4 separate regions of the Homo sapiens genome follow, and all the other regions are linked to region 1. The links are chromatin contacts, found by Hi-C or POLR2A ChIA-PET in ENCODE. All regions are on one chromosome and are shown on one strand. Each heading gives the region's core, a stretch centred on a gene start or an enhancer-like site at or near the end of the contact. The rest is flanking DNA. Distances are from core to core; before and after follow the strand shown.

Region 1 (3,097 bases), core at 383-2,882:
GCAGCTTCCACAGAATGCAGGCTTTAAATCCTAAAACCCTTCCTTAGTACTTGGTTGTCATGGATAACAGTATTCACATGGATAACTGTAACTCTACAAAGTATAAAAAGTGCCAATTTTTTCTTCATTAAACAGAAGTGTCTTAAAATGCGCTATTTGTGTTTTATTCCTTTATTCATTTGGGTGAAAAGATGGATAATGTTGATTTCTTATTTTAAAACAATATACATAAGGTACTTTCATTCTGTCAGTGTTGTACAAGCCACTAAAGGTAATAAAACTAAAACCACACAACATCTACACCTAGCAAAACATATTCTCAGGTAAAGTCATTATCGTGTACAATAGAAACGTTCAAATCATCCTCACCCCTTCTTCCATATAAATTATCTTTCCATACCCACCACCTTAGTTGCTAACTTCATCAACTCACCAGACTTATGGAAAAGTCCCCATAATGCTGCTAGAAGAGTGTTTCCATATAAATCTGATCAAATTATTCTCCTGCTTTAAAAGTCAATGGCTCATGTCAGGGGCGGTGGCTCACGCTTGTAATCCCAGCATTTTGGGAGGCCGAGGCGGGTGGATCACCTGAAGTCAGGATTTCCAGACCAGCCCGACCAACATGGTGAAACCCCGTCTCTACTAAAAATACAAAAATCAGCCGAGCGTGGTGGCGTTTGCCTGTAATCCCAGCTACTAGGGAGGCTGAGGCAGGAGAATCGCTTGAACCCGGGGGACGGAGGTTGCAGTGAGCCGAGATCACTCCACTTCACTCCAGCCTGGGCCAAAGAGTGAAACTGCGTCTCAAAAATAAACATAAAAATAAATTTTTTTTAAAAAGCCGATGGCTCTTCTTTACATACAGAATAAAGGATCTTCACAATCCAGCCCCACTCTATTATTCCAACCTTAACCCCCCCATCCACTCATCCTACATTCCAGTCAAACTGAACTACTTGCAGTGCCCCGGTTTCAATATCTGCACAGGATGCCTCCCTTAACTTGGAATGCCCTAGTAAACCCCCGCCATCCCTCACAATCCAACTCGAATGTCACTTCCTCTGTGAAACCTTCTCCCAGACACCGTGGCGATGGTACTATACTGTCTGTACTCACACGCATAGCATTCTCGCACTTTGCTGTTTACACTTTACTTCCAGTAGTCCATGAACTTCAAACATTAACTGATCCCTTACTACGTAGCAGAGTGTGAGCCAGAAATTGTGAGGAATGCAAGAGCGAGCATTCAAGGTTTCAGTCCTCAAGAAATTCCCACCGTAAAAACAACTTTAAATGGCACGTTATCGACTGCAAACCTCTTTCACATACCTTAGCTCAGATGATACCCAAGGATTTCATGGACTGCTTAATTTCTCCCACTAGCTCCCCTTCTCGTCATCTGCTCCAGGCTCCTGGAGGGCGGAACCCACTACAGGGCTTTGAATGTTACCCACCAACCTTCCCAGGGCCCCGCTGCCGCCTCTCAAGGGGAAACCAGGAGCACAAAGCTCCACTTACCGCAACTTCCGCGGAGCTGAGGTCTGTTTGCAGGGTAGGAGCGGGAGCCGGCTCCAAGGAGCGCCACCGCCGACTCCGGCCCCGCCTCTGGGACGTTGGGGTCGCGGGAACTGAGGCGGCAAACACAAGCTCGCGAAACTGAAGGCCGCGCCACGCCTGCTGACTGGTCAGAAACCTCGCCAGTCAGGGAGCGGGGGTGGTGCTAGAGAGCCGCGCACGGTCGCCGTTACGTATTGGTGTGCCGACCAATCAGCGCCCCGCACTGGTTCCGCGCTCGACCAATCCCAAGTCTTCTTGGAGAACTGCGGGCGCCACCGGCGCTCCAGGATCAAGGATCCGAGGATTTAAACCTTTCATTTCGTCAACGGTTAAGTTCCGGGGCGGGGTAGGCTTTCCGCAAGCGCAATGGAAAGCCCAGCTAGGTAGACGGAGGAGCGAGTGGCAGATGAAGCCGGAAGTGCTCTATAAGATGATCATTGGTCGGCGACTGGAAGCGGACACCCGAAGAACAGTTTCCAAACTCTTTACCTGAAAGCACAAAAGACAAGAAAGTTAGAGTTATTCCAGTTTCTTACTTTTTAATTTTTATTCTAAAATGTACATTTTTAATTTTTCCTTTTTGTGATCACTTATCCTCAACTTCTAGATTTCTTCCAGTTTCTTTCCTAGGAAGCCATCTGTTTTAGTGACATAATTTTTTTTTTTTTTGAGGTGGAATCTCACTCCGTCGCCCAAGCTGGAGTGCGATGACGCGATATCGGCTCACCGCAACCTCGCCTCCCGAGTTCAAGCGATTCTCCTGTCTCAGCTTCCCAATTAGCTGGTATTACAGGCGTCCACCACCCACCACCACGCCCGGCTAATTTTTTTTTTTTTTGAAACGGAGTCTCGCTCTGTCGCCCAGGCTGGAGTGCAGTGGCGCGATCTCGGCTCACTGCAAGCTCCGCCTCCTGGGTTCATGCCAGTCTCCTGCCTCAGCCTCCCGAGTAGCTGGAACTACAGGCGCCCACCACGCCCGGCTAATTTTTTGTATTTTTAGTAGAGACGGGGTTTCACCGTGTTAGCCAGGATGGTCTCGATCTCCTGACCTCGTGATCCGTCCACCTCGGCCTCCCAAAGTGCTGGGATTACAGGCGTGAGCCACTGCGCCCGGCCTAATTTTTGTATTTTTTAGTAGAGACGGGGTTTCACCACGTTGGCTAGGCTGGTCTCGAACTCTTGACCTCAGGTGATCTACCCGCCTCGGCCTCCCAAAGTGCTGGGATTACAGGCGTGAGCCACCACTCTGGGCCAAAATTTGTATTTATTAATTGATTGATTGATTGATTGATTGAGACAGGGTCTTGCTCTGTCGCCCAGGCTGGAGTGCTGTGACGCTATCTCGGCTCACTGCAACTCACTGCACACTGCCTTCCAGGTTCAAGCAATTCTCCTGCCTCAGCCTCCGGAGTAGCTGGGGTTACAGACAAGCACCACCACGGCCGGCTAGTTTTTGTATTTTTAGTAGAGACCAGGTTTCACCATGTTGGGCACTGGGCTGATCTGGAACTCCTGACCTCAAGTGATCTGCCCACCT
Region 2 (3,097 bases), core at 332-2,831, 4.7 Mb after region 1:
AACTAGCAAAAAGTCAGTACAGTACTCAAAAAATACTTTTGTGGTATGAAAAAAGGGCAGGTGCAGATGTAGAACTGTACCATCTTCAGTTTCTGTTCACAATTGTTTTAAAACAATTCTCATCTATCCAGTCTGCTCTCCCACGCCTCAGATGAGGGAAGCCAATGGTCAATGCTCTGTGATAGCCCAAGTAGGATCCAATCTAGGTAATCCCTGTCCACCTTAGCTCTGTCCTCTGAGGGATTTGCCAGGTTGCACCACAATAGTTCTCCATTCTCTTTAGTCTGAACTTATGCTGTAAACCCAAGGCCTGGCACAGGGGTATGCAGGAAAGTTTGAGTGAATCAGTCACAACAGCTCTAGTACAGTACTGCATCGATATGCTCTGGAGACCTGCAGCCTATTTTTCCCAGAGAAATAAAGTGGAGTGGAGATCAGAAGCCATGGCTTCCCCCCTACCTCCTCTGGTCAGTGCAGGCTCTGGCTCAAATACTGAAGAAACATGTTGGCCAGTTGCGGCAAGTTCTCATTGTTGGGATGCATTTTAGTGTACGAAATAAACTGGCGACGAAGGCGACTCAGTTCTGCCATGGTCAAGGGCCGGGTAAACCGCAAGTGCTCTGTGGTACCAGGAAGCGTGAGCAAGTCCCCGGGGACAGCGCTCTTCTGCGCTTCCATCAATCCGGCCAGTACTTGACTCGTGACCTGGTCCAACTGGTGCAGAAAGCTGCCGGAGGCGAGGGGCTGGGACTGCGTAGACTGATGGGGTGGTGGGGCCCGGTTCTCAAACAGGGCAGAGCGGATCCCCGCCAGGGGCAACGGCTCCTCTAGGCCCACCAAAGTGAATAAAGGCCGGTCCCAGCGATTCCGAGAATCGGGAGCCTCAAAGCGCAGCGTTAGGGCCTCCAGGAGTTCGGGAGAGTAAAAGGCACCGGACCCATGCTTTGCAGATTTCTCTGAATCCGGAGTCACAAGAGCTGGAGACTCCGCAGCCCCGGATTCTTCTCGCTCCAGTTCCTTGGGTACGTCGGCCTGGGCACTTCCATTTACTACAGAGTCCGCAGTATGCAGTTCCCTGAGGACGCTGCTGCCCGCCGCCTGGGCTCTCCCGTCCTCCTCAGCGCGTGGCCGCCAACTCACACTGACGTTCCGGCCAGGGTTCTCGTTCGCGCCCGCCACCTGAGGTCCCGCGATCGGGCCGCCGGGCCGTACGCAGTAGACCAGGCAGAGCGGGGTGCGCGCCGCCCGTGCCAGGCAGTAGAGCTCGTAACGGAAACCTTTGATGTAGTTAAGCGAGTCCAGGATGACCACGTCGTGGCGACTCAGGCGCCGTTCCACGGAGGCTCGCAGAGCTCCACGCAATGCCTTCTCACGGGCAGAATCGCCGTACACCGCTGGGTCCTCTGCGCCCAGGACAGCTGCGTCGTCCACCACGTACACCGCGCGGCCCTCGGCAGCCAGCGCCACGCGCAACTCTTCAGCACGCCGGCTCTTGCCGCTGTACGGCAGCCCGCAAAACACCACGAGCGGCATCCTCTCAGGGAGCGACCATTGGCAACCGCGCTGCGCCAACTTCCGGGTTGTACGCGTCTCCGACGTAAGCCGGAAGTGCAAACTGCTCTTCCTGTCTCCCTTGACTTTTACAGACCCTCTTGTTTCTATGGAAACAGGAGTTCTACGCCAGCTAGGCCCAGGTTCAGCTTTCTCAGAAAGGAGATACAGAGACTATAATGGCATCAGTTATTTATGCCAAATGTTATAGGCCTCAGGAGAATGTGATCTTCCTGCAGCGAAAGACTGCCCGTCCATTTTATTAATAAGGCCTAAGGGGCATTAAATATTGTAAGCAATCAGCACTATATTTAGCATATAGAAGGCAATTAATAAATGCTGGTTCTCCTTCATTCCTCCTCTTAAACCTACTGGCTCTCAGTAAATGTTTATTCAATTACCATTTCAATCATTCAACATCTCCAAGGTTGGGAATTCAGAGATGAACATAAAACGCTTTCCCCACAAAAGATAAAAGGTCTGAATGGGAAGGATCAGGCGCCTACAATCAGAGTAATAAATACTATAATGGATAGATGCAGGTGAGGTTATAAAAGAACAGAAGGGAAAAACAAACTACCCAGAGAAATCACTGAAGACTTTATGTAGAAATAGTCATTTGACTTAGAACTTGAAAGACAAATAGGAATTTTTCTCCTTAGTAGGGTTGCCAGATAAAATACAGGATGCCCAGTTACATTTGAATTTCAGATAAACACCAAAAACATTTTTAAGCTTAAGTGTGTCCCAAATATTGCATAGACATATTTAAAATTATTTGGTGCTTATCTAAACTTCAAATTTAACTGGGCATCTTTAATTTATTATTATTATTTATTTTTTCTTTTTTAGAGATGAGGTTGTATGTTGCTAAGGCTGGTCTCAAACTCCTGGGCTCAAGTAATTGTGCCACCTCTGCCTCCCAAAGTACTGGGAATACAGGTGTGTGAGCCAAGGTGCCTGGCCTGCATCCTTTATTTTATTTTATTATTATTATTTTTTGAGATGGAGCCTCGCTCTGTCACCCAGCCTGGACCACAGTGGTATGATCTCAGCTCCCTGCAACCTCCACCTCCTGAGTTCAAGCGATTCTCCTGTCTCAGCCTCCCAAGTAGCTGGGACTATGGGTGTGCGCCACCATATCTGGCTAATTTTTGTATTTTTAGTAGAGACGGGGTTTCACTATGTTGGCCAGGCTGGTCTCAAACTCCTGACCCCAGGTGATCCACTGGCCTTGGCTTCCCAAAGTGCTGGGGTTAAAGGCATGAGCCACTGTGCCTGGCCATCCGTTATTTTTATTTGCTCAATCTGGCAACTCTATTATTGTAGGTTTGAGACCCAGAGCCATGAAACTGTTGGATCTCTTGTATAAACAGCAAGCACTATAGGATGGTAGGTGCAGAAATGTGAGTGTGCCTGTGCATGTGTGTATATTGTAGATGCACATATACTGGGGTCTTTGTATCTCTCTTGTACAGTATAGTAAAAAACATTCAAGTCTTGGCTCCTCCACTTACTAGTGTTGTAACTACTGGCAAATTATGTA
Region 3 (3,097 bases), core at 598-3,097, 4.2 Mb after region 1:
TGAGGCCTGGATATTTAACCCAAACCCATACAGTTAGCTGTGGCCAAAGCAGAACTGGAACTAACATTTTGGTACTCTAGCATTCTATCATCTCTAGAAGCTAGACTATAATAATTTAGATAATTTATTTTGGTGGCTGGGGAGTTGAAGGGTTGGTTGGCAAGCTTGGAAAAAGGAAGGAAGGCATAAGCTAAAACATTTTTCACATTTTTTCCCCAAACTCAGTTTTGCTTAATTGGTAAAGGCAAGAAATTATAAACACGATAATCCCAGTACAATGTCTAGTACATAATAGGTACTATAAAAATATTTGCTGAATGAAAATCATCAACATATGAACAGAAGCAGAAATTAACTTGAGCATGTTTAATCTCCATAACTGTTATAGAACCCTTTAGAGCTTTCAGTCATTCCTACAACAGTTATTAATTACTTTCTTCCAGATAGGTACCATGGGAGAAAGATGGATTAAAAGATGTCCCTGCCCTGAATGAGCTCTCACTTGAGTATGCCTATGTCTAAATGTGTGTGCTGGGAGAGTGGGCAGGGTGGGGGGAACAGAGGATGACAAACGGGTCAGTAATGAATGTGAAACCAGGCTGCATTGTTATCTTAGTGTATTGGGCTCAGGCAGTTATAAAAAAATTAAATTAAATTTAAAAACCACAAATCTGCAAAGTTTTGAAGTAACAAGGAGGCACATTAGGGTATACTAGCAACTGGAAATGTTATTTTTTCGTGTGCCTTCGTAATCCCTCTTATTGCCTCTTCATGTTTTAAAATCAGAATATTCTGAATTTACTTATTTGAATTATCAATAAAAATTAACCACCAATGTATATTATCTCATATGTGAGGCACTGAAGGATAATAGCTACTACTGATTCCGTACTTACTGTGTACACATTAATACCTAAATATATAACCCAAGAACATATGTAAATTTTTTAAATGGCTATAAAACTGACAGAGCTTGAAGCAATTCTCCAGAGATGAATGATGTAAATAGAAGCTAAAAACATGGTATTACCCAGGGAGAGAATAAAGTATGCACACAACTGAGAAGCAATTTTACGGAAGTCTTTAAGAGCACAAAATCTTCAAGGGAAAACTCCTGCCAGAATTGGCCAACAGAGCCAGAAAACAACAGCCTGCCAACAGGGATCTTGTTTAATGCAAGTCACTAACTAGACTCACAGAAAGTGAATACCTAAAAGTCAGTGCTGTAGTTGTTCAAATTTGAGTTTTGGGAGGACCCTTCCAAACATACATAACCAAGACTAAACCACCACATTCCATGTTAAAGGGTTCTCTGCTTGTCAGAACAGGACAACCACCACCACCATCAAAAAAACTGGGAAATAGACTTTCCTTATGACACTTAGAATTCCTGCAAACACGGGTTAGTTATTTTACATGAAGCATGTACGTGACTCCTGGTTTCTGAGAAAACATTTTTTTCTCTCTATCCTACAGTGCTAGGCAAAGCACCCCAAAGCCTCTTGATTTTAAACACAGAAAACTCCACTGCCGAAATGTTTGCCCTATCCCAGCGCTAAAGCCTTAGAAGCACCGACGAATCTAGGCCAAGGAGTACAAGATGGCAGTGAGATACCACAATGCAGGCAAGGAAGACGGGATGGGCCCCAATCGGGAAGCACGCGCCACCAGCTCTGGAGAGAACCGTCTGAGGAGACGCGGGGGAGAGTTTGGGTCACAGGAGCAGGAAGGAACTGGCAGGTGTCTGTCACCTTATCATCCCGGACACCATGTTTACATTGTAATTGGCTTCTTTACAGAGAGGGAGGGACCAGGTTCCCAGTGTGAGTGATGTTTAGAGGTTTTCTGAGAAGCACAAGGACTGGACTTTGACAGGAAGCAACGAGGCAAGAGGGAAGCTCGAGAACAGGTTTTGCTGAGGATTCCCCCCAAGAAAAGTGCTCCCCGGGAGGCCGTTCCTGGCACCAAGACTGGCGGAGCCACCACACCCGTTAAAGGGATCCACCTGGACAGCGATCAGGCGTGAGCCCCCCGAGGGGAAGTTGAAGTGGAAGCAGACGTGGGTGGCAAAAGGCTGCATTGGGGGTCTGACCCAGAAGGAAACCTGATCAGGAGGGGGGAGAGGCTGAACGGAGGAAGGGGCCGGCAGAGTGGGTAGTTGAGTAGGATGAGACTTCTTTGGAGGCGAGGCTAACTACATTAAACTCTGGGAAGGGAGGGCTTCCGTCGGACCCTGGGAGAAAGGCAGGTCTGGAGAGGAAAGACTGGCTTGGGGGGCCTGCGCGTCCGGCTCTGGAAGGCAACTCCTACTGGGGGCGGCGCGCAGCCGGCCTGGCGGGCGAGCCTCGTGCGGCCCGGGGGTGCGGCCGGCCCGCGCGAGCTCAACAGGAGCTCACCTGGGATGCGTGCGGCCCTGTGGGAGGAAACTTCCTGGGTAGGTGAAAGCTGCCCCGCGGGAGCCGGCCCGGCACCGGCAGAGCGCGGCCGGGTCACAGTCCACTCGGCAGCGGCGCGGAGGGCGGCGAGGGCCGCGCGGGGCGGGGCAGGAGGCGCCCGACGACCCTGGGCGAGGTCGCGGCGGCCGCAGGGGGGCTCCGGCTCCGGAGGGCGCCCTCCCGCAGTCGCACCCGCTTTCCCTCACACACACCGGCCGCCCGGCCCACAAGCCAAGAAGCTGCCTGCTTGGCCCACAAGCCAAGAAGTCGGCGAAGCTGAGGGCGGTGGGGGAGGGGGCACCGGCCGGCCAAGCCCGGCGGACGGGCGTGTGGCGTTACCTGTGTCAGAGAGAGCTGGGCCGCCGCAGCCATGGTGTTTCCATCATGCAAGGGAGGGGAAGGAAGACGGGCTGACTGGGGCTCGGGGCGGGGAGGAGGCGGAGGGAGCGGCCGCAGGCGAGGCCGGGGCGGGCGGGCGGGCGTCTCCCCTAACTTCCACAACTTCCCTCCCCACGCCCGCCCCGCCCCGCCTGGCCCCGCCCGCCTGCCCGCCCGCCGGAGCCGGCCGCGGCGCCGCCCAAACCCTGGCGCCGGAGTCTCGGCCACCGGACCAGAGCCTGCCCCCGGGGCCGCCTTGGAAAACCCGGCGCGGACATAAAATT
Region 4 (3,097 bases), core at 209-2,708, 3.6 Mb after region 1:
TGAGTATTAAAAAAGAGGGAAAAGTCTGCCTATACTTGACAGTAGCTTCTAAGTTGATGCCAAAATGGCCAAAAATATCTCACTAAAATAATTCCTTCACCAAACATCAAAAGGCAAAGGTAGCACTCACAGGATATTAGTTCTAGCTCCAAGTCTTTCACAATGCATACAGTTCTACTTTCAAAGGGCCTTCCTAAGATACTTACATGTCAGTGGCACTACGACTGGGTTTATTAAGAGAACAGCCTTTACTTATCCTTTAAAGTATTCCTGGAGAAAGGACACCAACCAAGCAATTCAAGTCTGTAGGGGAGGGGAATCCGCAAATATGAATAGGTAATTTATTAAGCTTGTGAATTCATTGCAGAGATACTCTGGAATATATAGTCTTATCTGTCTCCTTGTTATCTTCTTACCCTCCAAAGATTCCAATTAGGCAAAGTCTCAAATGTTTACTCCTCTTTGAAAAGGACCTCAGTACCCCATTGTCATTGCCCTCGCCATCTCATCATTCTGCTTTTTTACTCTTCCCTTAATACAATATAAATACACCACGCCCATAACACCACACGCTCCACGCTCACACTCCATACATCTCTCCCCACAGAACCACCCAAAACATCCCATACTTAATGGTCCAACACCAATTAAAACAAAAACTCTACACGTCCCCCCATATAATACAGGAAACACTACACATTCCACACACATTGTAACCCAAGTCATTAATACCTCCAATCCCATTCAACCCGTACTTAACACATTCTACACACTCATGATAGCATATAAATTATACGCTTCTCCATAGCTCGCCACACACACACACACACGCCACGCACCGTATAAAAGCCTAAATGACACACCACTGCAGCGTTCAAACGCTGGGAAGAAGACTCCCTTGTGGCACCGGAAACCCACGAGGTTGGAAGTGGGAGGGGAAGAGGGCCAGATACTTCACCTGAAAATCCGCCAGGATCATCTCCCGGTCCATGTTGGACGCCATGGCGGCCGCCGAGTTCCGCGGCTCCGGGAGCGAAGCGCGCACCTGGGAGGCAGACGGCACCTCCTGCGACCGTCGCCGCCACCGCCGCCGCCGCCGCCGGGCGCCGAGGGGCTGGCGGGCGAGCCGGCGGGCGGGTCGGCGGGCCAGCGGGCGGGGCAGCGCGGGAAGCGCTAGGCGCTCATGCACTCGGTAACCTTCAGGCGCCCCGGCCGCCCGCCTGCAACCTGCGGAGCCCGCGTCGCAGCAGCCCGGACAGGAAGATTGGTCTGGATGTGGGTCCGGTCTTACAGTCGCGGGCCAGGATGAGGGCAGGTTGCGACAGCGCGCACCCGGATACCTTCAGCGGCGTTAAGCCCGGCGGGGGCGGGGAAACCGAGCGAGCGAGCGGGCGGGCGAACGCCGCGGCCGCCTCCGCCTCCTCCGCTTCCTCCCTGGCCGCCGCCTCCGCCCCTGGTTGGCCAGCGCCACGGCTGTCGCACATTTTGCCTGTCATCGAGGTCGCAAAGCGCCGCTTTGCGGCTCCACGTGACCACCCTCCTGTCAAGCGCTGAGCGCGCGACTACCCGGCCAGGATCTCTGCGCTGGCGGCAGAGACTGCAACCTGCAGCTGCGGAAGCTTCAAGTCTCGCAACAGGTTATTCCAGTTTGGATTTAAGCAAAGGCCTCAGGATAGCGCCTCCCCCTAGCTGAGGCGGGGACCAGATTGTGCACCTCACGTGGTTAGTCACACAAATACACACCACCCTCACAAACCAACTAAACACACTGTTACAACTCGTCTAACAAACAGCATTTCAGAAATATATGTTTTTCTCTACAATGTTTCAGCAAAATACAGCTTCATATAGTCTCTCACGCTCAACCTGTCAAAACCGAATCCACACTGTCACACCCAGTCCCAAGCTCCCTGACGTCTGCATCCTCAGACTCCGTAACACAGAAGTAACCAGACTGCCATGGTAGACATGGGAGAGACGAGGAAGCTGAGAAAGGTAAAAATCTCGTTCCAGAGAAGAGGAGGAGCATTTTTTTTAATTGATAAGGTAGTTATGAGAAATAACAACCTCGAGTTAATAGGGTTGCTCCAAAGGGGGAAAAAAGGGAAAACCTTTCTACTGCTGCAGTTATATTTGTTTTTTTAAGCTGAGACATCTTACAAATGGGATAAAACTTGAATCCAGCTTTGAATATAGTCAGTCTATTTTTATTTATTTATTTATTTATTTATTTATTTATTATTTTGAGACGGAGTCTCGCACTGTGGCCCGGGCTGGAGTGCAGTGGCGCGATCTCGGCTCGCTGCGACCTCCGCTTTCTGGGTTCAAGCGATTCTCCTGCCTCAGCCTCCATAGTAGCTGGGATTACAGGCTCCCGCCACCAAGCCCGGCTAAGTTTTTTTTGTATTTTTAGTAGAGACGGGGTTTCACTATGTTGGGCAAGCTGATCTCGAACTCCTGTCCTCGTGATCCGCCCTCCTCGGCCTCCCAAAGTGTTGGGATTACAGGCGTGAGCCACTGCACCCGGCCTATTCATTTTCATAAGAAATTATTTTGGAATATTCACCAAATATTGAAAGTTTCAACCCATGGTCAGAAATTGACAACCTCTGTAACTAAAACAGCCAAAGACTATGTACAATGAAGTGTGACAGTTTGTAATTGTCGTCCAGGTTAGAGAAAGTGTGACAGTGGAAGTTGTTCATCCTTGACTTGGGAAAATATCAGCTTCTGGATTGTCATGGGGCATTTACTTGCTTTGGAAAGTATGTAAAAGCTTGAAAATGTGAAGTAAGATTGCTGATTTTATCCTGTAGAGCTAAAATAACTAGTGAAATCATCATGTAGCATGAAGGCCTAGGCTTCCCTTAAGAACTTTTTAAACTTGTATCATTTATTTACTTTTTTAGAGACAGGGCCTCACTATGTTGCCCAGGCTGGCTTCCAACTCCTGTGCTCAAGCCATCCTCCCACCTCAGCCTCCTGAGAGTGGGGATTACAGGTGTGAGCCATACCACCACACCCAGCAAGGCCTAGGCTCCATAAACTGGGAATATATTCATGAGAAATCAGAAATATGACCTAATTGTTCAGTTTC

What was found. Hi-C counts contacts between places; a loop is a spot of excess contacts on that map. ChIA-PET counts read pairs that join two places held with the same protein, here RNA polymerase II (POLR2A). Pooled maps may share reads with other maps.
Region 2: a loop to region 1 is called in a pooled map, with 21 times the contacts of the local background. The contact joins the promoter of KTI12 here to the promoter of STIL in region 1. A Hi-C loop is called at or near these places in 4 of 50 pooled maps. POLR2A ChIA-PET finds 5 or more read pairs at or near these places in 2 of 52 experiments (Caco-2 and H1).
Region 3: a loop to region 1 is called in a pooled map, with 3 times the contacts of the local background. The contact joins the promoter of EPS15-AS1 here to the promoter of STIL in region 1. A Hi-C loop is called at or near these places in 1 of 37 single-sample maps with no recorded cell type and 4 of 50 pooled maps. POLR2A ChIA-PET finds 5 or more read pairs at or near these places in 1 of 52 experiments (MCF 10A).
Region 4: a loop to region 1 is called in a pooled map, with 9 times the contacts of the local background. The contact joins the promoter of FAF1 here to the promoter of STIL in region 1. A Hi-C loop is called at or near these places in 1 of 168 maps with a recorded cell type or tissue (CD4-positive, alpha-beta T cell) and 6 of 50 pooled maps. POLR2A ChIA-PET finds 5 or more read pairs at or near these places in 1 of 52 experiments (MCF 10A).

Annotation. Positions count from the first base shown.
Region 1 is chr1:47,312,515-47,315,611 of GRCh38, forward strand. STIL (STIL centriolar assembly protein) reads right to left here and starts at 1,633. Exons shown (of 17, transcript NM_001048166.1): 1 at 1,522-1,633. RefSeq lists an enhancer at 1,643-2,372 and a silencer at 1,690-1,739.
Region 2 is chr1:52,032,229-52,035,325 of GRCh38, forward strand. It overlaps KTI12 (KTI12 chromatin associated homolog), which reads right to left and starts at 1,582. Exons shown (of 1, transcript NM_138417.3): 1 at 1-1,582. The coding sequence starts at 1,533. The coding sequence ends at 469. All of the region lies in intron 2 of TXNDC12 (thioredoxin domain containing 12), which reads right to left. RefSeq lists an enhancer at 1,289-1,588.
Region 3 is chr1:51,516,425-51,519,521 of GRCh38, forward strand. It overlaps EPS15-AS1 (EPS15 antisense RNA 1), which reads left to right and starts at 1,848. Exons shown (of 5, transcript NR_183651.1): 1 at 1,848-2,022. It overlaps EPS15 (epidermal growth factor receptor pathway substrate 15), which reads right to left and starts at 2,842. Exons shown (of 25, transcript NM_001981.3): 1 at 2,775-2,842. The coding sequence starts at 2,807. It also overlaps a transcript of OSBPL9 not described here. RefSeq lists an enhancer at 2,097-3,025 and silencers at 2,256-2,725, 2,876-3,065.
Region 4 is chr1:50,958,809-50,961,905 of GRCh38, forward strand. FAF1 (Fas associated factor 1) reads right to left here and starts at 1,459. Exons shown (of 19, transcript NM_007051.3): 1 at 959-1,459. The coding sequence starts at 1,003. It also overlaps a transcript of CDKN2C not described here. RefSeq lists an enhancer at 746-795 and silencers at 1,106-1,155, 1,266-1,425.